Linked DNA regions of Homo sapiens: regions 2, 3, 4, 5, 6 and 7 are each linked to region 1. A link is a contact called in ENCODE Hi-C or POLR2A ChIA-PET data. All regions are on one chromosome and are shown on one strand. The core of a region is the stretch at or near the end of the contact, and the rest is flanking DNA. Distances in the headings are between cores, read along the strand shown. Region 1 holds the start of LSP1 (lymphocyte specific protein 1). Region 2 holds the start of RIC8A (RIC8 guanine nucleotide exchange factor A). Region 3 has its middle 9.5 kb from the start of NLRP6. Region 4 holds the start of ZNF195 (zinc finger protein 195). Region 5 holds the start of DEAF1 (DEAF1 transcription factor). Region 6 holds the start of NAP1L4 (nucleosome assembly protein 1 like 4). Region 7 holds the start of PANO1 (proapoptotic nucleolar protein 1).

Evidence for each region. Hi-C counts contacts between places; a loop is a spot of excess contacts on that map. ChIA-PET counts read pairs that join two places held with the same protein, here RNA polymerase II (POLR2A). Pooled maps may share reads with other maps.
Region 2: a map with no recorded cell type shows a loop between it and region 1 (19-fold over the local background). The contact joins the promoter of RIC8A here to the promoter of LSP1 in region 1. A Hi-C loop is called at or near these places in 2 of 37 single-sample maps with no recorded cell type and 5 of 50 pooled maps.
Region 3: a pooled map shows a loop between it and region 1 (39-fold over the local background). The contact joins the enhancer-like site here to the promoter of LSP1 in region 1. A Hi-C loop is called at or near these places in 5 of 37 single-sample maps with no recorded cell type and 5 of 50 pooled maps. POLR2A ChIA-PET finds 5 or more read pairs at or near these places in 1 of 52 experiments (B cell).
Region 4: a loop to region 1 is called in a pooled map, with 9 times the contacts of the local background. The contact joins the promoter of ZNF195 here to the promoter of LSP1 in region 1. A Hi-C loop is called at or near these places in 2 of 37 single-sample maps with no recorded cell type and 3 of 50 pooled maps.
Region 5: a map with no recorded cell type shows a loop between it and region 1 (27-fold over the local background). The contact joins the promoter of DEAF1 here to the promoter of LSP1 in region 1. A Hi-C loop is called at or near these places in 4 of 37 single-sample maps with no recorded cell type and 4 of 50 pooled maps. POLR2A ChIA-PET finds 5 or more read pairs at or near these places in 1 of 52 experiments (activated B cell).
Region 6: a loop to region 1 is called in a map with no recorded cell type, with 10 times the contacts of the local background. The contact joins the promoter of NAP1L4 here to the promoter of LSP1 in region 1. A Hi-C loop is called at or near these places in 5 of 37 single-sample maps with no recorded cell type and 7 of 50 pooled maps.
Region 7: a loop to region 1 is called in a map with no recorded cell type, with 6 times the contacts of the local background. The contact joins the promoter of PANO1 here to the promoter of LSP1 in region 1. A Hi-C loop is called at or near these places in 6 of 37 single-sample maps with no recorded cell type and 3 of 50 pooled maps.

Annotation. Positions count from the first base shown.
Region 1 is chr11:1,851,834-1,854,474 of GRCh38, forward strand. LSP1 (lymphocyte specific protein 1) reads left to right here and starts at 1,251. Exons shown (of 11, transcript NM_002339.3): 1 at 1,251-1,364. The coding sequence starts at 1,312. RefSeq lists enhancers at 1-31, 1,023-1,342.
Region 2 is chr11:206,423-209,063 of GRCh38, forward strand. RIC8A (RIC8 guanine nucleotide exchange factor A) reads left to right here and starts at 1,286. Exons shown (of 10, transcript NM_001286134.2): 1 at 1,286-2,516. The coding sequence starts at 2,433. It overlaps BET1L (Bet1 golgi vesicular membrane trafficking protein like), which reads right to left and starts at 977. Exons shown (of 4, transcript NM_001098787.2): 1 at 881-977. The coding sequence starts at 899. RefSeq lists enhancers at 203-704, 1,251-1,872, 1,728-1,897, 1,873-2,492, 2,567-2,641 and silencers at 649-708, 819-938, 2,000-2,198, 2,199-2,488, 2,559-2,641.
Region 3 is chr11:267,602-270,242 of GRCh38, forward strand. No RefSeq gene overlaps it. Among named protein-coding and RNA genes, the nearest start is that of NLRP6, 9.5 kb to the right of the region's middle. RefSeq lists an enhancer at 1,879-1,948. Within about 2 kb of position 1,315, at least 26 of the 41 ENCODE cell types and tissues checked have a DNase peak (open chromatin) inside an H3K27ac peak, as active enhancers do; they include B cell, where a contact is called at or near this core.
Region 4 is chr11:3,377,799-3,380,439 of GRCh38, forward strand. ZNF195 (zinc finger protein 195) reads right to left here and starts at 1,348. Exons shown (of 6, transcript NM_001130520.3): 1 at 1,240-1,348. The coding sequence starts at 1,242. RefSeq lists enhancers at 1,049-1,612, 1,301-1,595 and a silencer at 1,054-1,123.
Region 5 is chr11:693,890-696,530 of GRCh38, forward strand. It overlaps DEAF1 (DEAF1 transcription factor), which reads right to left and starts at 1,333. Exons shown (of 12, transcript NM_021008.4): 1 at 870-1,333. The coding sequence starts at 1,158. It overlaps TMEM80 (transmembrane protein 80), which reads left to right and starts at 1,927. Exons shown (of 5, transcript NM_001042463.3): 1 at 1,927-1,957. The coding sequence starts at 1,939. RefSeq lists silencers at 705-954, 975-1,094, 1,105-1,404, 1,905-2,324 and enhancers at 770-1,309, 1,310-1,851, 1,852-2,391.
Region 6 is chr11:2,990,987-2,993,627 of GRCh38, forward strand. It overlaps NAP1L4 (nucleosome assembly protein 1 like 4), which reads right to left and starts at 1,343. Exons shown (of 16, transcript NM_005969.4): 1 at 1,268-1,343. RefSeq lists enhancers at 1-768, 1,313-1,607.
Region 7 is chr11:796,376-799,016 of GRCh38, forward strand. PANO1 (proapoptotic nucleolar protein 1) reads left to right here and starts at 1,251. Exons shown (of 1, transcript XM_034751809.2): 1 at 1,251-2,641. The coding sequence starts at 1,251. The coding sequence ends at 1,898. SLC25A22 (solute carrier family 25 member 22) reads right to left here and starts at 1,906. Exons shown (of 10, transcript NM_001191061.2): 1 at 1,842-1,906. RefSeq lists enhancers at 1-445, 51-190, 751-820, 891-950, 1,091-1,260 and 1 more and a silencer at 1,621-2,280.

The DNA.
Region 1 (2,641 bases), core at 1-2,500:
TGATCTGGTTTTAGCCCTGCCCATCGTCTGGGCCACGGATCCCTCTGGTGCCTCCACTCGTGGGGCTCTGAAAGCCTCTGCTGGTCTTTGTGGTGTGTTTGGTGGGTGGGGGGCTCGCTGAGTCCCAAGGAGGCGGCCTCCGGTTCGGCCCCACCCTGATGGGTCAACACTCTGGGCCCAGGGCCCTCCCAACCCCTGGCCTCTCTCCAGCCCCTCTTTGCCTTGGGACCCCCTGTAAGTCCTTGCTGGTTGGATTTCTCAGGCCCAGCCGCTGGCCAGGGCTCCCTTCTCCCATTCTCCTGCGCTGAGGTTTCCAGCAGGGAAGCCTTCGCCACCTCTGTGGCTGCCCTACTCTGGCCCAGCTTAAGTCCTCCCCTGCCTCAGCTTTTGGGGTCTGGCTCCTGCAGTCATGCATCCCTCCTCCTGACCCTGGAGCCACTGCGTGGTCACTCCCAGAAGCTGGGGACAGTGAGGGCTGGAAACAGCCTCCATCCCTCCCCTCGGGCTGGCCTATGCCTCTTGGGAGGGTCCCTGAGGCACTGCCTTTAGAGCCTGGGGACACGAACCACTCGGTGGTCAACTCCAGCGACCAGAGCACGGAGAGCAAGGGGCAGCGGGGGGACGAGGCGGATGCCCGACAGCTCGGCATCAGCAAGGCAGTCCAAGACAGAACAAGGCACCCGACGGGTAGAACGCAGGGGCATCCCGGGCACAGCCCCCAAAGCCACCTGGGACCCACAGCTGTTTGATGTGCTCAAGGCTATGACCCCAGGCTTCGAGAAAAGACTCCACCAAGTTCCATGAGCACCTGTAGGAGAGCCGGCCTCTGGGTAGATTTCACCCAAAGAAGCTAAAACGCTCACGTGGTGCTTATGGGATCACAGACGTGTTTGTCCCTGATGCTGCAGGAGAACTGGCCACTCACAGGTGGACCTGATGGCCAGAGCTACTAGCGGGGACCAGGGGTAACATGGGTCCCCCTCCCCGAGCCATGAAGAGCTGCCTGCGGCCATCTTGGCCCTCGCACCCCGTCTCTGTCACCCCAGGCCCCTGTAACTTGCTTAACGCTTCCTGAGGGGTGGTTTGGGTTTTTTTTTTTTTCTTCCTCTCCTCTTGTAGCAACAGATTAAAAAACAACACCCTGACCCAAGCCGAGACAGGTTCCAAACCTCAACCTGCAGCCGGAAGGGGGAAGTGAAACTCGGCTGGGGGTGGGGGCTCAGAAGCCGCCCCAGAAAGCACTGAAAGCCACAGCACGTACACCCACTCCAGGGATCTGCCAGCACCCTGTGGGGCCCAGACTACAGGCTGATGGCGGAGGCTTCGAGTGACCCGGGTGCCGAGGAGCGGGAAGAGTTGCTGGGGTAAGGGTCTGCGGCGACGCCCGGCGCCCTGTGCCGTGTCCACGGGTGCATAGTCCTTGAGCTGCATGGAGGGTGGAGAACTGAGGTGCCTGATGGGGAATCTGGGGCCCCCAATGGGAGAACTTGGATGTCCGATGGGGAAACTGGGGACCCACAGACAGGTGGCAGGAAGTCTTGCTGGGACCCCCCTCTCACAACAAGGGTGGAGGTCTCTTCCGCCTGCCTCTGTGCCCTGGACTCACTGGGGGAGGCGCGTGGGATCCTAAGCCCATGGTGGATGCCTGAAGCGAGGAGACCCCAAGACGTGTCCTGGACTGCCAGGGAGGAGCTGGGGACTGTGGGCCCTGTTAGCTTGGGAAGAGGCAAGGTGGGGGCTGGGGAGCAGCTGTTCTGGGATGGGTGGAACTGGCCCGGGCCTGGCCACCTGCCCACAGGACTATCTGAGAGGGGCTATCCTGCCTTGAGGGTCTGGAGGCCGCCAGGCTTGGGGCCCAGCAGGCCTCAGGGCAGGGCACCCAAAGCTGCCCTTGACCTGCGGTAAAGGACAAGGCCAAGGATTCTGGCAGGTGCCTGTGCTGGGTGCCAGGCACCGTGTGTTGGTTGGAGTGGGGACATGAGGGGGCATGGCAGAGGTTGTGTGTAGGACTGCCAGAGCTGGGCAGAAAAACCCCGCTGCCAAAGGCCTCCTAGCGGGCAGCTGTACTCTGTGGTACCAATGGGCATCCAGCCCTGTGCTGGGGTGGGTGGAGAGGGCTAGCGGCTTAGTAACTGGGCTCCCTGGCAGAGGGGAGCTGCCGGCCAGCAGGCATCCAGGCATCACAGCTGAGCCTCGCCAGGGGAACCCGAGTTGCCCCCGGTGCAGGTCCCAGAAGAGATGGGAGGGCTCAGGGCGTGCGGTGCAGGGACAGGTAGGGCTTTGAGGGGCAGAGGGGCGACGTGCTAATGGTCAGGGGATGGGGATCCGGTGCTGGGGATAGAGGCCGGCCTAGGAGCAGGTCAGCGGGGGCTGTGGCCTGGTGTGCGGAAGGGAAGGCGCTGGGGCCCAGGTTGCAGAAAGAGTGTGATGCCCGCAGCCACACAGGACGGACCTGAGAGGAGGCCCAGGGTGACGCTCACATACCCCAAAACTGCAGCCAGGGCTGCTACCAGTCTCTGCCTTGGTGCTGACAGCAGAGGGTCCCGGTCTACCCGACCCGGGGCGGTGCAGGGACCACCTCCCGGCCTTCACACAAAGCTCCTGTGCTGTTGGTGGCTGCAGTCACTGTCCTGTGTCTGTG
Region 2 (2,641 bases), core at 36-2,535, 1.6 Mb before region 1:
CTAAGAGCATAGAAAAGACTTGGGAAAAGTACCCAGCAAGGCAGCAGAAAGGCTCCTGCAGAGACGACCTTTGAGCTAGGTCCTGAAGAGGTGGCAAGGAACCAGGACAGAACATTGGGAAGGCCCTTTACCGCACAGAAAATGGCTGAGCAAAGTTCCCAATTTCCCCGAGACGGGAGCTGAGGTCGACCAGGAGCGGGATCCTTGGTCTGCATCCCGCATGGGGCTTCCTGCAACACCCAGGGCAGAGTGCTCGCAGAGGCCTGGCCTGTGACAGGCTGGGCCAGGGGATAAGGAAGTTCTGTCACATCAGGTGCGTGAGAACCACCTCCTCCCTAGCTTCAGTGTCAGGAAGGGATGCCAGCGTCCTTCCAGCCACTTCATATTTATAAATTCCTTTAATCATCATAACACCTCACAGAGACAGGCATCAATATCCCACTTTGCAGACAAGAACACGGGCTCCAGGAGGGGAAATGGGGCCACCGAGGCCAAAGTAAGAGTCCTGCTTGGACACCAGCGGAGCACAGCCTCTACTCCTAGGGCCTGGCCTCGGGACCTGTCGAATGCCGACTCCCGCTCACCCCGAACCCATGCAGAACGATCTCACAGGGGGCGGCGGGGAGTGGGGAGACCCCGCTGCTGCGCGACCCCTCGCTGGAGCTGCTGGGCCGCCACGCGCGCCTTCGGTCCTAACGGCAGTGCCGGCCGAAACCCGGCCCTGCTCGGACCCGGAAGGATCCGAATCCGCCCCCCTGACAGGGTCCTCTCGGCCGAGGTCACCCCAGCTGGGCCAGAGGCAGGCGCACGCGGCTCTACAGGCAGCGGCGTCGGTTTCGGCCCGGCCCTGCCCCCAACGGCTCCGCTCTCCCGCGCTCACCCCGAGCCCAGTCCGCCATCGTGCCCTGCCCCGGCTCCTCGACGCGGACACCGACGCGGCCACAGCCGCCTCAGACGTGGCGCAGTCGCGGGGAAAGAGCTTCCGGCCCCGCCCCCAGCTAGCGATGGCCCCGCCTCCGCACCGACCACGCCCCTAGATAGCCCAGCCCCTTCCGCTTCGGGCTCGCTGACTTCCGGCTTAGGGCCGAGGGTGGGGAACTGCCGGGCGCGGAAGCGATGGGCATATCTGTGGCTTATTTTCAGCACTGTCGCGCAGACAGTGGCGCGATCTCAGCTCACTGCAGCCCCCGCCTGCCGGGCTCCCAAGGTGCTGGGATTACAGCAGCACCGCGGATGTGACGTTTGGTGTTCCTGTGAACGTGGGGCGGGGCGGGGCCGTTTGCTTGCTCAGTGCCTAGACGATGGTGGTGGAAAGACGCTTCTGTGGGTTAGGTCCTAACGGTTAGGAAGGATTCACAGGCGGGTCATGAGGAAGGAGCAGACCCCTCGGGCAGAAGCCCGCGAGGAGCACTGGGTGTGGTGGGGGCAGGGGTGCCTCCTCTGTCAAGTGGAGATCGGCGCCTCGCTCGTGCCTGCGAGTGCGCGCCGCGTCGAATACAGCCGTACAGAACGCACTACAGGAAAGTGAAGCCGGGAGAGAGACTGGGAGGCGGCGCGGGGACTGGGGGCCGTAGACGCCTTTGCTCCCGGGCACTTGTTAGAAGAGCGAGTGGATCGCGCTTCCTGTGCGTCACTGAATCCTCATGACGGCCACTGAAACGGACACGCAGGATCTTTGCTTTTCAAGAGGGAACTGAGTCCAGGCCAGACTGGGTTGCTCCCCTTTCTCTCGGCCCCTCCACCTTTGCAAGTGCTGCTCCTTCTGCCTGGAGTGGCTCCTCCAGTCTTTTCCCGGCTCACTTCCCACCGTCCGGTGTCAGCAAAAACAGCACTTCCTCACAGCCCGTTGCAGCCCAGCAGTCGCCTTTTGCTTCTTTTGAAGCACAGCCCTGTGACCGCCTCGTGTCCTTTTGTTTTTCCTTGTCCCCCTTCCCCTCTGGAACATAAGCTCCACAAAGGCAGGGACCTGGGAATCCCGTTCGCCTGCATTCCCCAGCAAACGCCTAACGAACCCAATGGCCCAGGACTGAAAATTCCTTTCCACTTCGGCTTTCCCCTCTACATCCCATCGGTTCTGTGGAGCTCGAGGGGCGTCACTGTGTGTGTGGCAGGGCACGGTGGGGGCTGAGATCGTTTCCTGTTGGAACTTCTGGCCCAAGAAGCGCGGGTCACAAGGAGAGGGGTCAGTTCGGTTCAGAGCGACTCAGCCCCTCGACTCGGGTCTTAAAACCTCCGAGCCGCCAGTTCTGCCTCAGGCCGCGCCCCCTTAAAGCGCCACCAGACGCTGCGCCCCGTTAAAGCGCCACCAGACGCCGCGCCCCGTCCCGGCCTCCCCCGCGCGCTGGCGCGGGGCTTTCTGGGCCAGGGCGGGGCCGGCGAACTGCGGCCCGGAACGGCTGAGGAAGGGCCCGTCCCGCCTTCCCCGGCGCGCCATGGAGCCCCGGGCGGTTGCAGAAGCCGTGGAGACGGGTGAGGAGGATGTGATTATGGAAGCTCTGCGGTCATACAACCAGGAGGTAAGCGGCCGCCTGAGGCCGGGGGGCGGGCACGGAGGGGGTGGGGCAGGGTCGTGCGCGGGTAGCAGGGAGGGCGTGGGTGAGGCAGAGGCTGTGTCAGCAAGCGTAGGGGACGCGGCGGGGTG
Region 3 (2,641 bases), core at 65-2,564, 1.6 Mb before region 1:
TCGTGCCAGCCCGAGGGCGGAATGAACTTCAGAGAAGTTTGAGAGCAAAAGGTGCTTTGCTGCTGTTAGACCCTGAAATTCCACGGGTCCCTGGACAGTTTTGGGAGCCGGGAGGGTGAAGAGAGTGGATCAAGCTTCGTGGGGTGGACCCGGAAGAGATGGGGCAGTGAATGGTTCTGGGGGACTGCGGGAGCCTCCGGGGAGTGATTTTTTGCCCTGAGGGGAATCACCGCAGCGGGGACAAGGCTGGGGGAAAACACTTCCTTCTGCAAGGGCACTGCTGAGCCTCACTTGCTGGAGCTTGCACTGTGCAACGGTAAATTCACGTTGTGTGCCCTCACCTGAGCTTCTGATGAGGACGCTGGAGGGCTTGGCCCTTTGAAGTCCTCACCTGTCCCTCCTTGGGCTGGGGGTGGTGACTAGGAGGGGCTGCACGGCTGCTGCCCGGGTTGGTCCCGGCCATCCCAGCTCCCTGGTAAATAGGCTTCTCAAACTAGGATACCTGGGCCTTGGGCGTTACCTGCAAACCCTGTTCCTCGCTCTAGTTCCCCACTTCCATCCCTCCTCTTGCCTCAGCCCTTCTCATCTCACACGCCACATGGGATCCACCCTTTTTACGCATGTGCAGAGCGTGGCCCCTCTCTGATTCCCTTCCCCTCAGGAGAGCCGGACGTCTCCCTCCCTCACACCCTCCCCAGCCCCACAGCAGCCCAGGGAGCCTTGCCCGCTCCTCGGCCCCCCTGGCTCTCCCAGCCACCCAGGCCTCCTGTGTCCTGAGTGGGCCAGCTCCTGCCAGACCACGGCCCTGCCCTGCACCTGACTGCGTCCCCACCGCGGACCTGCCCCCTCGTTTATTCTCCTCTCTCCGCTCTGCTCTGTCCTTGGCACTGTTTTTGTTTGTTTTTTGTTTTTGTTTTTTGAGACGCAGTCTCGCTCTGTCACACAGGCTGGAGTGCAGTGGCGTGATCTCTGCTCACTGCAATCTCTGCCTCCTGGGTTCAAACTATTTTCTTGCCTCAGCCTCACGAGTAGCTGGGATTACAGATGCCCGCCACCACGCCTGGCTAATTTTTGTATTTTTAGTAGAGACGGGGTTTCACCATGTTGGCCAGGCTGATCTCGAACTCCTGACCTCAAGTGATCCGCCCGCCTCTGCCTCCCAAAGTGCTGGGATCACAGATATGAGCCACCGCGCCCCGCCCTTGGCACTGTTTAATCCATGTGTTGTTTATTTATGTATCCTGTTTATTTTCTGTCTCCCAACAAAGACGTAGCTCCTTCTGGGTAGGGCATTTTGTTCATGCTCTCAGATGCCGCCTACCGCCCTAGAGCAGGAAATAGCGGTCAGCGCCAGCTGTGAGGAGCACAGCATTGCGGCCAACACAGGAGGCACTGACCACGGGGCAGGCGCTATTTAAAAATCGTGGCAAAGGATCAGACGTAACAGAACTCTTTTTGTTTTAATCATTTTTAAGTGTGCAGTTCAATGATGTTAGTTACATGCACAATATTGTGTAACCATCACCACTATTTCCAAAATCCTTTCTATCCGTCAGACAGAAACTCCGTCCCCATTAAACAGCAACTCTGCATTCCTCCGTCCCCCCAGCCTCTGGTCACGTGTCTCATCTACTTTCAGTCTCTACGGATTTGCCTGTTCTAATTATTTCATAGAAGTGGATTCATACAGTACGTGTCCTTCTGTGTCAGGTTCATGTCACTCAGCGTGATGTGCCCAAGGTTCACCCATGCGTCGGGCTCTCATTCCTGAATCGCATTTCTCTGTACGGATAGACTGAGTTTTGTTTGTCTGTTCACCTGTTTAGGAACACTTGGTTGCTTCCACATTTTGACTGTTATGAATAACGCTACTAGCAAAGTGAACACGAGTGTGGTTTCAGTTCCTGTTTTCAATTCTTCCGCGTCTTTTAAGAAAAAACAAACTGTTTTCAACAGTTGCATCATTTTACCGTCCCACCAGCAACATGGGAGGCTTCCCATCACTTGTTTTCTTCATGTTTGTTTTGTTTAGTTGCATAATAATTGCCATCCTAGTGGAGGTAAGAAGGTATCTCACTGTTCTTTTCATTTGCATTTTTGTAATGACTAACGAGGTTGGGCAACTTTTCACGTGCTTGTCAGTCATTCGCATCTTTTTTTTTTTTTGAGAAATGTCTATTCAAGTCCTTTGCTCATTTTGAAATTGTGCTGTTTGGGTTTTGGTTGTTGATTTGAAGGAGTCCTTTTTATATTACGTATATGAATCCTTACCAGATATATGATTCGCAAACATTTTCTCCCATTCTGTGGTGATCTCTTCAGCCCCTTGATAGTGTCCTTTGATGCACAAAAGATTTTAATTTTGATGAAGTACAATTTATCTTTTTGTTGTTGTTGTCATTGCCCATGCTTTTGGTGTTATATCTAAGAATCCAAGGTCGGCCGGGCACGGTGGCTCACGCCTGTAATCGCAGCACTTTGGGAGGCCGAGGCAGGTGGATCACTTGAGGTCAGGAGTTTGAGACCAGCCTGGCCAACATGGTGAAACCCCATCTCTACTAAAAATACAAAAATTAGCCGGGCATGGTGGCAGGCGCCTGTAATCTCAGCTACTAGGTAGGCTGAGGCAGGAGCATCGCTT
Region 4 (2,641 bases), core at 98-2,597, 1.5 Mb after region 1:
GAAACTGAGGAAAAAGTCCAGAGGGTGGCTGAGAGCAAATCACCCTGTCAAGTTTCCAAAGTGGAACCTCAAACCAAAGACATTCTGGTAAGGTGTCTGTGCCTAGGGAAAATAAAAAGGAGGAGAGGCACAAAGACTTTTTACAATAGCGTCAGGGGATGATTCTCTGCTTTCCTGTCACGTGGAATGATTACAAACAGAAAACAAATCTCTTAAAAAGTGCCGTCCAGGCTGGGCGCAGTGGCTCACGACTGTAATCCCAGCACTTTGGGAGGCCAAGGCAGGCGGATCACATGAGGTCAGGAGTTCAAGACCAGCCTGGCCAACATGGTGAAACCCCGTCTCTACTAAAAATACAAAAATTAGCCGGGCGTGGTGGTGCAGGACTGTAATCTCAGCTACTCGGGAGGCTGAGGCAGGAGAATTGATTGAACCCGGGAGGCAGAGGTTGCAGTGAGCCGAGATCGCGCCACTGCACTCCAGCCTGGGGGACAGAGCGAGACTCCATCTCAAAAATAATAATAATTAAATAGCAGGCAATCCGACTGAGGTGGCTCTAGTGCCCTGGGTTCTTAGGTTAAAAAAAAAAATCTAACTCAGATGCGTTTCTTGCAAATGACTATCTTGCAGAAACAAAATTCAGGCTTCGTCAACCACAAACCTCTAATTAACTTCTGATTACAGGACCAGAAAATTTCAGCCTAGATAGCTGAAATCAGGAGATGACGTAACTGTACCGAACTAATGAATGAATGTGGTTTGCTTCCTCATGCACCTGATAAAAGCCTTTCCTTCAAGGCCGGCTGGTGGGACCTCCAAACCCAAAAAACATGGTTGGGTCCTCTGCCATTCATGAATCGCTCTTTGCTCAAATAAAACTCTTTCACATTTTTGCAAGGACTCCCTCGAGAGAAAGGAGGGACTGGGGCCCCCACGGGCTACAGATCATCCTCTTATGCACAAACCACCCACGGAGTCGGGATTCTCCCTTCCTGACTCGGGGAGACGAGGGTCTGCGGGCGAAGAGCTGCCGGGGGGACATGGCTCTGGGCTTGGGCCAAAGCCGCTCTGCAGGGATGCGCCGGGGCGCGCGGGGCCCGGCCGCCATGGTGCAGCTGGAGGGGCCTCGGGTCCGCGGAGCCCGGAACCCACCCGGGCAGCCCGGTTCCTCCCGAGCCGGTACCGCGGGTTCCAGTCCGCCCCTCCCTGTCTCTCAGGAGGCCTGGCCCCTACACTCACCATCTCCTGGCCTCCAGAGAGCCTGGCGTTTCACTTCTGGATCTCCCGGTGCCTGCGGGTCACACGACCTACGGCTAGCAGGGGACACAGAGCCGCGGGGACAGGAAGTGGAGCTCTGTCGGGACAAAGGCCCCGCTAGATCCCGGAAGCCGTCCTCTCCTCTCCAGACATGTGCCTGATTGGACAGTCCCCGCCCCTACTCCTCTGATTGGATAGGGCATCACGCCCCGCCCCCTCAGGCCCTGAGTGACAGGAGCTGTAATCAGACAATGGGCCGAATGAGACAGCAAGGACAGGTGCTGGCCGCGATCTTTTGGAGCGGGGCTTCCTGCCTGCGCTGTCCGGCCCCACCTAGAGGATATTTACATTTCATCTTGTGACTGCGGTTATGTTTATTTATAAATAATAAATATATGTTATTCACCAATGGAAAGAAGAAAATAAAGACAATCATTTTGAATTTTTATATTTTATGGCCTTCCTGGCTTTTGGTCCTTTGAACAGACAGCCTGAAATTTCAAAAAGGATTCAAGCCTCTAAGAATTAAAATGTAAGCCATGTGTGAATCTTAAATTTTCTAGTAGCCACGTTTTAAAATGTACTAAGAAACAGGTGAAGTTGATTGTAATAATTTAACCCAGTATGTAACCATTTTCCTCTATGGTCAATATACAATTGGTAAGGAAGTATATATTTTGGGGTACTAAATCTTTGAAGCTCACTCTGTATTTTACCTTTTCAGCACATTTCAGTTCAGACCAGCTGTATTCCTGTTATTCAATAGCCACACATGATCAATAGCTGCCACACTAAAGTGCAGCTCTGAGGTCTAACCTCCCTTATGTCAGGAAGTGGAGGGTCTGAAAGTCCCTTTTCAGCCAGAGGTGAGGGAACAGCCTCTTGCTACAAACATCTCTCCTCCGGTCGAAGGGTGGACGAGATGGTGATCCTAGAGAGCATAGGGGAAAGCAAAAGAAAATATCCACGGGTAGAGGACTGCTGCCCATCAATAATGGGGCCCTAAGAGGAGAGAACACATCTTCAGATCTGTCCATAGCCTTGACCTCCAACATTTAGATATGGAGGAAATAGACTAGAGGCAGACTTATCTTGCTATTTGGCCTTAGCCCTAATGATCAAGCTGTGATTGTCTGTTTCTTCCCGTGGTTGGGGGGCTGTGTGAGTAAAAGCACCAATCACATATATACATGTGTACATGCATTTCTGTATGACGGAACATTATCTTACAAAAGATCCAACTTTAAATAAGGGGGGAGAATTAGTACCTATAAAGTGCTTTCTTCTTGCAGGTAACTAGGAATCAACCTTTCATTGAATCCTGGCACCCTATCTGCCCTGGGTGCATGTATTAGTTAGCTATTGCATAACAAATCACCGAAAA
Region 5 (2,641 bases), core at 83-2,582, 1.2 Mb before region 1:
GGAGCAGGTCCTTAGGGAAAAAGGCAAGAGGAAGAGGGAGGACTGGGAGGGGAGCCTGCACAGGTGGCTCCGCAGCCCCCCTGGGCCACCACACAGCCACGCTGACCTCTGGCATCATGGCCTCCAGCAGGCTGCCCACCCCTGGCTCCCCAGCGCTCAGGTCATGCCTGAACTGGCCCTCAGGAAGTGGGGGGTTCCTGGTGACCACAGGTGCCCACCCACCCCAGGGCTTCTCCAGGACAGGTGGGGGGAGCCAGGATGGACGAAGGCAGGGCAGGGGCAGAGCTGCACAGGGGGGACCAGTAGGAGGCGGGGCTGCCACAAAGAAAAGGGGGGCAGGGGGCAGGTGTGTGCAGGGCAGGGCCAGGTCAGGTGAGGCTAGGCAGGTCACCAGGGGCAGGTGTGCGGGGCAGGTGTTTGGGGTAGGTGGGGCAGGCTGGTCACCTGGGGCAGGTATGTGGGGCAGGTGTGCGGGGCAGGTAGGGCAGGCCGATCACGTGGGGCAGGTGGGGAAGGCTGGAAACGTCGAGCAGGTGTGCGAGGCAGGTATTTGTGGCAGGTGGGGCAGGCTGGTCACCTGGAGCAGGTACGTGGGGAAAGTGTGAGGGGCGGGTGGGGCAGGTGTGAGAGGCAGATGTGAGGGGTGAGCTAGTCACGTGGGGCAGGTGTGCAGGGCGGGTGGGGCGGGCGGGTCACGTGGAGCAGGTGTGAGGGGCAGGTGTGCAGGGCGGGTGGAGCGGGCTGGTCACGTGGAGCAGGTGTGAGGGACAGGTGTGGCGGGCTGGTCACCTGGGACAGTTGTGCGGGGCAGGCGCGCGGGGTAGGCGCGCGGGAACCGGACGAGGCGAGAGGCCGGCGGGCGCACTTGCCTGCGAAGGCTGCGGCAGCGGCGGCCTCGTCGGGGCCGGGCAGGGCCTCGGCGCCCATGTCCATGTGCCCGGGCTCCGCCGCCATCACCGCCACTGCCGTGACCCGCGGCGTCTCCCGCTCCGCCTCCGAGTCTGCGTCCTCCTCCGAGTCCTCGTCCCTGCTCAGCACCGGCTCCTCCGCCTCGCCTCCTGCCGCGGCCGCGGCCGCCGCCGCCACAGCGGCCGCGGCCGCCACCGCCGCCGCCTCAGCCAGGCCCAGCTGCTTTGCCGCCGAGTCCGAGTCCTCCATCCGGACTCCGCCGAGCCTTCCCGAAGGCGCCGTCCGGGACCGCCCGAAGCGCCGGTCGCGGAGCCCGAAGCGGGGCCCGAAGAGGACGCCCGAGCTGGGCCGAGGCCGCCCGAAGCCGCCGCCCGAATAGGGACCGAAAAGGCAGCCAGCCGCCGAGCAGAGCCGAGCCGAGTCCGCCCGCGGAGCGGAGCCGAGGCGAACAGAGGCTGCCCGAGTAGGAGCCGAACCTGCACGAAGCCGCCGAGCCGAGACCGAGTCCTGAACCGAGGAGGGTCGAAGTTCCCCGAAGTGGGAAGCCGAATCAGTCCGAATAGGTCCGAGTCCTCACGAGGGCTTCCGAGAGACTCGGCCCCTGCTCTCCTCACTGTCCTGACAGGCTGAGGCGGCTGTCGTCCCCGGCCGACAGGGCTGGACGGCTCTAGGCAGATTCTCGCCGGCGGCCGGCGCAATTCTGCCTCTCAGAGAGAGCTTAGTGCCGCGGGTTTCGCCCGTTCCCGCCGCCGGCGGAAGCCGAGTCAGCCCGAGGCCGAGCCGAGACGAGCCGAATGTCCCCGAGGCCGAATGCTCCCGAACGTCGGTTCTCCACCTCTTCCCTTCCGAAAGTGCCCGAGCGGTGCCGGACGGACTAATCGGGCCTCGGCCGTGGCTCGGACGTCCGCTCCCGAAACGCGGCGCGGTCGGGCCCCTTCGTCAGGAGACGCGAAAATGGCCGAAGGAGCGCGAGCGCGCGGGCCGAGAGGCTGCCGGGATCGCGACGGACCGGCGGGCGGGGCGGGTAAGATGGCGGCCCCGCGGCGAGGTGAGCTCGGGCGGGGTGGGGGCTTCCGGGCTTGCAGCGGCGGGCGCGGCGTTTCCCTGTGGTGACAATCCGGTTTCCGCTTTCGGTGCGCTCACGGGGCCGTGCCACCGTCTCTACGTGAGCGAGACAGCTCCGTCACCCCATCGAGAAGCGCGGCCTGGCCTGGCCTGGGTGGCGGGCGTCCTGCACCCCGAAGAGCTCCCCCGCGCGCGGGCGCCTGGCCCCGGGCAGGGTGGGTGCGGAGCGGCTCTGGGGGCCCCAGTCCCCGGCAGCTCTTGTCCCGCGCGTGGTTTTTGTGAAGACACGTGGGCGGGATGGGCGCAGGGTTTCGGTAGCCTTGGAACTCTCGCCAAAGAAAATCGCGGGCGCCGGTGCCTCAGCCGTCCTGCCTGAGAGACTCGCCTCCGAGAGGAGGAAGGGACAGACCAAAGCAGTAAATCGGCCATCCTGCAGAGGAGCCGCCTTCTGCTGTCTGTGGGTACAGCCAGAACTCCCATACGCGGGCGCTGAAGTGCCAAACCTTCGTGCGTGTTCTCTAGTAATTAGGTGCATTGTTTTGAAGGAATAAAGAATGGCTACTCCATAGGCAGGACAGCCTCTAGTAACCAGGTTTGTTTTGTGTATTTTCATTTGGTTAAAAATTAAGTTTAGGTTGGGCGCAGTGGCTCAGGCCTGTAAGCCTGA
Region 6 (2,641 bases), core at 93-2,592, 1.1 Mb after region 1:
GTAAACCTAATGCAGGAGGATAAGGCACGGGTTACTACAGGAAAAAGTAATGCAGACTGGGGGATGCGAACCAAAGCACAGACGAATGTGCCCCGACGATTCCTCCGAGAACATAATGAAATGGCGGACCTTCCTGCCAGAGGAGCGCACAGTCACCCAGGCAGGTGATGTGACACACACGTTAGGGTCTAAAGGTCCCAAGGCTGGAGTCCCCTTTACTGGACCCTAAACATGTCTGCCTCCTGCCCCGCAATCAGACTTAGAGAACTGTGGACGGTGGAAAGTCTTATCATGACCAGGCCATCCTTCGCTGGGGTGAACGGAAAGCATTCAGAAGGGGAAAATTGAAAACAACAAAGACTCTGGTCAGGTCAAAAAATACAAATGTGACCTCTTCCACCATCTCTGAACTGAAAGAAAAGCATGGCACTTTCCCATCCATAACATGTACAATTTTTTTTTTTGGAGATTTTGCTTTTCCCTTGTGAAAGACGGTTTTAAATAGTAAACAGACTTGCTGCCCACCTTGGCTGGGAAACCAAGTCCCGTGAGTAACTAGTCTAAGGCCACTCAGGCCAGTCCTCGGGGAGCGCACGCCGCCCAGCTCGCTCCCACCGCACAGCTCCCAACAGCTAAGAAGCAACGCCAAGGACTTTCTTCCCCGTCAGACATGCCCTCGGCCACACCAAACTGACATCAAAACCCCAGTTAGCCCAGCCTGACCCCACAGAGGCTCACGATGACAACCGCCCTACGGAAAAACTCAAATTCCTAAACATCTAATAAAGAAGTCCTGGACGTCTCCACCTTAAAAACGGGAAGCCTGAACGCTCCGGCGCGCCCGGCCGTGTAACCGCCACAGCCCCCGCACGCGGGGCGGGCTGGGCTAGCGGGAGATTTGAGCGGCCGCCGCCTCTCGCCGTCTTCGCCTCCTCCAAGGGGCCGCCGCCCAGGAGGCCGCCCGCGGCGCAGAACAAAGCGCCTTGACCTTCAGTGAGGCGGGCAGCCGGGCGAGGCGCGCCGGGAGTTGGGAGGGGCCTCCCGCCAGCGCCCCAGGCCCGGGCTCCAGGCCCCAAGCCCCAGGCCCCGCCGCGGCCGCCGCTGCCTGCCCCGACCAGAACGCGGCCCCGCCCCTGCCCCACCGCCCCGAGGCTTCCAGAGATGGCCGCCGCCGCGCCCGCGCCGGACCCGCGGCCCCACCCGCCCGTCCGGGCCCGGCCGCCCTCCCCAGCGCGCCGTTACCGGCCCAGCACCCGTGTCTCCGCACCTCACGCCTCCTGCGGCAGTGGCGGCGACCCTAGCTTCGCTCGCTTTGGGGCTGCGCCGCCGTGGCCTCCAACAACGCCGGCTCCCATTGGCCGAGGCTCCTAGCTCCTCTCTCCGCGAGCAAGACAGGCTGCGATTCGCCGAGCGCGGCGCAAGTCAACTGCGCTTCGCGCCGCAGTCAGCAACCAATCACAAGCCTCCGAAGAAACGCCGCGCCATATGCAAATATTCCTCCGCGCGGCGCGCGCCCTGCGTTCCTCCGCCTCTTTAAATGGGGCGGGGCAAGGTGGAGACCGCGTGTGTGGTTCCGGGGGGTCCCGGGTCCCCGCTCCCGGGACCTTCCCCGGGTGGCACCACATCCTCGCGGGACACTGGGCACCACCCCTCTCCGTGGGCCCCGGCCCCAGCCGTCTTTATCTCCTGCGCCCTCCCAGTTCCCTAGTTCAATCCCGTCCGCGGCGGGTCGGTGCCTCCAGCACTCCGTGCGCCCGCTGATGTGAGAACCCCACCTCCCATGTCGTCCCCTCGCGCTACTCCTTGAGAACATCGCGGAGGGCCCCTCCGCCTGGGAGCCGTTTTCAACCAGCCCCGTTAGTGGTTGGGACGTAAGCCTAACCCCCGCTCATCCCCCAGGTCCCAGGTTGGAGAACACTTCCTCTGCGAAGAGGTCGGGGCTGGGTCACCTCCGCGGACAGGACGGGACTAGCCACTGCCTGCATCTCTTCCCCCACGCCCTGAGCCCCGCAGTGTCCCAGCAGCCTAGTTCTGGCCTGCGGGAGACCCTGTCGGACAAGGAGGAAAAGCAGTGCGCACTGGGCCCTCAGATCAGCCCCCTGAAGCAGAGCAGGGCAGAGGGCTGGGGAGGAGCTGGCCTGTTTCGCCCGCCCTGTTCTCCCTCTCATGGTGCCCTCTGGGCTGGGGTGAAGGTACCAGCCCCAGCCTGTGCACATCACATTTTGTAGAAAGGCATCCAATTTGATTGGAAAATAACCCCTACGCTGGGACTTTTGAGGCTGGTTCATTTCCATGTTCAACCGTGCCATTGGGGGTCTTCAAGTCTAATGTGCATTTTTTTCAGAAACGTTCTCTTTTGGGATGACGTTACTTTTGAAACAATTGCTAATTATTATTATTATTAGCAAGTTATTCCTGTAATGGGGAAAATTTGAAACCATTTAAAGGCTCCTGGTTGAGGGATTAAGAACATAGCGTCGGTTATAAACCTCAGAGGTAAGCTGGGAGGCTGAGGCAGGAGGATTCCTTGAGCCCAGAAATTCAAGTCCAGCCTGGGCAACATAGTGAAACCTCATCTCTAAAAAGAAATTAATGCGGAGCGCCGTGGCTCAGGCCTGTAAACCCAGCACTCTGGGAGGCA
Region 7 (2,641 bases), core at 1-2,500, 1.1 Mb before region 1:
GAGAGATGAGCAGGGGTGGGTCTGACTCAGGCTGACCTGGCACAGCGAGGCCACCCACCGACAGGGACCTCAGCGCGTGGCCACCACACCCCCAGCACACATGTGTTCCTGTCTGCTGCCTGTGGGTTGAACCCTATAGCATTTCCTGGCCTGGATCTGTCTAGGGCTGGTACTCTGAGAATGAGGCTTTCTCCGGGCCAGGGTACCCTGTATGTACCTGGACAGGGAATCCGGTGCTGTGGAGCAGAGATGGGCTAACACCCACTCGTGTCTGTGGGATGTGTGTCTGCTAGGGGCAGATGCATGTCAGGGAAGCCTCATGCTGGGCCACAAAAAAGGCCTGCTGTCCACAGGGAAGAGCTAGCTGGGTGCCAGAGGCCACTGTTGCCACCCACAGGCCCTGCTCACCTGGCAGGTCCAGAGGGCACACGAGCTGGCATGCCCAGAGCCCTCTGCCCCACCACCCGTCCCACTCAGGGCTTCACCGTCAGACCTGCCTTTCCCTGCCTCAGCCAGTGGTGGTGACAAGCTGACCTCTGAACTTCTACCTGATCCCTCCTAGCCCCCCCCACCCCTGCCGCCCCACTCTTCGGGTGCAGACTGGCCACAGCTCTCCGGGCTGCGCTGGGCCCTTCATCTCCACTCTAGTCCCTCCCAGGGGTGTACCCTGGCCCTCCAGGGACTGAGCAACCCCCTTCCTCCTGGGAGCCTATCTCCAGTCTGGGATGAGGACACCTGCATGATAGGGGCAATCCTGGAAGTCAGGCCGACCGAGGTGGGGAGCGGCCATTCGTCCCAAGAAGAGAAGCAGGCCCAGAGATCCCAGGGCGGAGAGGCAGGCCTGGGCCCGCACGTCACCCAGTGCAGCGGAGAGGAGCTTCTGGGTGGAGAATGATGACAGTGAGGGGCTCTGCCTGGGGAAGAACCGGCAGGGGTTCCCTCTGAACGCCAACCCCGCCTTTCTCTGCCCTCACTCGGCAGTTCCCACCCCTGGTTTATGAGACAGCTGGCCAGGGCCCTCCCCCTGCACTGATGTTGCTATAGAAACCCTGCAGCCCCAGCCGGGCCCCGGGCTGTGAGCCGTCACTGTCCCCCCTTCATAGTCAGGTGAACTGAGGCCACAGGCAAGCCAGGGAGACAGCAGGAGAGCAGAGACCACCCCACAGGAAGATACCGCTGCTTCCGAATCTGCAGGGGTAAAATCCTCCACCCAAGAAGCCGCCAGGCTCCTCCTACCCCCAAGAAAGGCAATGGGGGTGAGGCTCCGAGTCTGGCCGGCGGCTCCCCATTCAATCTCCCGCTGTCCCCGTCCTCTTGGGGCGGTGCTTTCTATCCTGCTGGCTGGAGGGTCCCGGAAGGGGACTCCAACTGCGCGATGCCTCGGCCAGAGGACAAAGGAGAAGCGGGTTGGGGGCCGCTCTCTGCGCTCGGAGGCCGGCTCAGGCCCCTGCCCTACTGCTGGGGCTCAGCCGACCGCTCCGTCCTCCGCCTGGCCACCGCGACTCCGGCCACGCACGTGTCCACAGATGTCCGGTGAACTCCCACGTGTGCGTCCCACACGGGTCGGCCTTTCTTCCTTGGGCTCGGGCCCCGGACACCCACCCTCGGGGACACGTATGTGCGGGGAGCGCGCCCGGAACCGTCGGGGCCGAGCACGGCGTCTCACGCCAGAGCAGCCGCGGATCGGAGCATCCGCTGGTCCAGGACCCCCCCTCCCGCCCGCCAGGCCACGTTGTTCGGGCAGCTGTCACCTCCCTCGGCCGCCGCAGCACCTCTCGCCCCCGCAGCCCGGCCGCGTTCGGATGGGCGCAGCAGAAGGGAGCCGCCGGGCAGACACTCACCACGCTCGCCGCCGCCGCCGCGCTCGCCTGCCCGCCCCGCGCTCGGCCAGCACCTAGGCGGGGAGGCGCGTCCGCTCGGCGCCGCGCGCGCTCCGCCCTCGGCCTCCTCCGGGCTTCGGCTCCCCCTCCTGGCCGTCGAGGCTACTGCGCCCAGCCAGGCCACAGCCACGCGCCCACCCGCCCCCTGGCCGTGGGTTCCCCCGGGCAGGGTGGCAGTTCTGCGCGCAGAGGCCGGGCCGCGCGTCCCCAAGGTCCTTTCTTGGTTTCCGGGCCTCAGGCCCCTGCAGGCACAAGGACCCGCGGGGCGCGGGCAGGTGGCAGAGCGCCGGTGGATGAGGGTGCCCTGGGGGAGGCGTGGCCTCCAGGGCAGACACAGGTGATCCGTGGAACTGCTGGGCCAGCGCAATGGAGAAGTGGAGGCACAACCCCACCCGCCGAACAGCGACTTTGTATCCAAAGCACCCCACTTGGGGCTGGGCGCAGTGGCTCACACCTGCAATCCCAGCACTTTTGGAGGCCGAGGCAGGCGGATCACTTAAGGTCAGGAGTTCGAGACCAGCCTGGCCAACATGGTGAAACCCCGTCTACTAAAAATACAAAAATTAGCCAGCGTGGTGGCAAGTGCCCTAGTCCCAGCTACTTGAGAGGGTGACGCAGAATCGCTTGAACCTGGGAGGCAGAGGTTGCAGTGAGCTGAGATCATGCCACTGCACTCCAGCCTGGGTGACAGAAACTCCATTTAAAAAAAAAAAAAAAGTAGCCCATGTGGGTTACTTTGTAGCACAGCTCCTCCCTCCCAG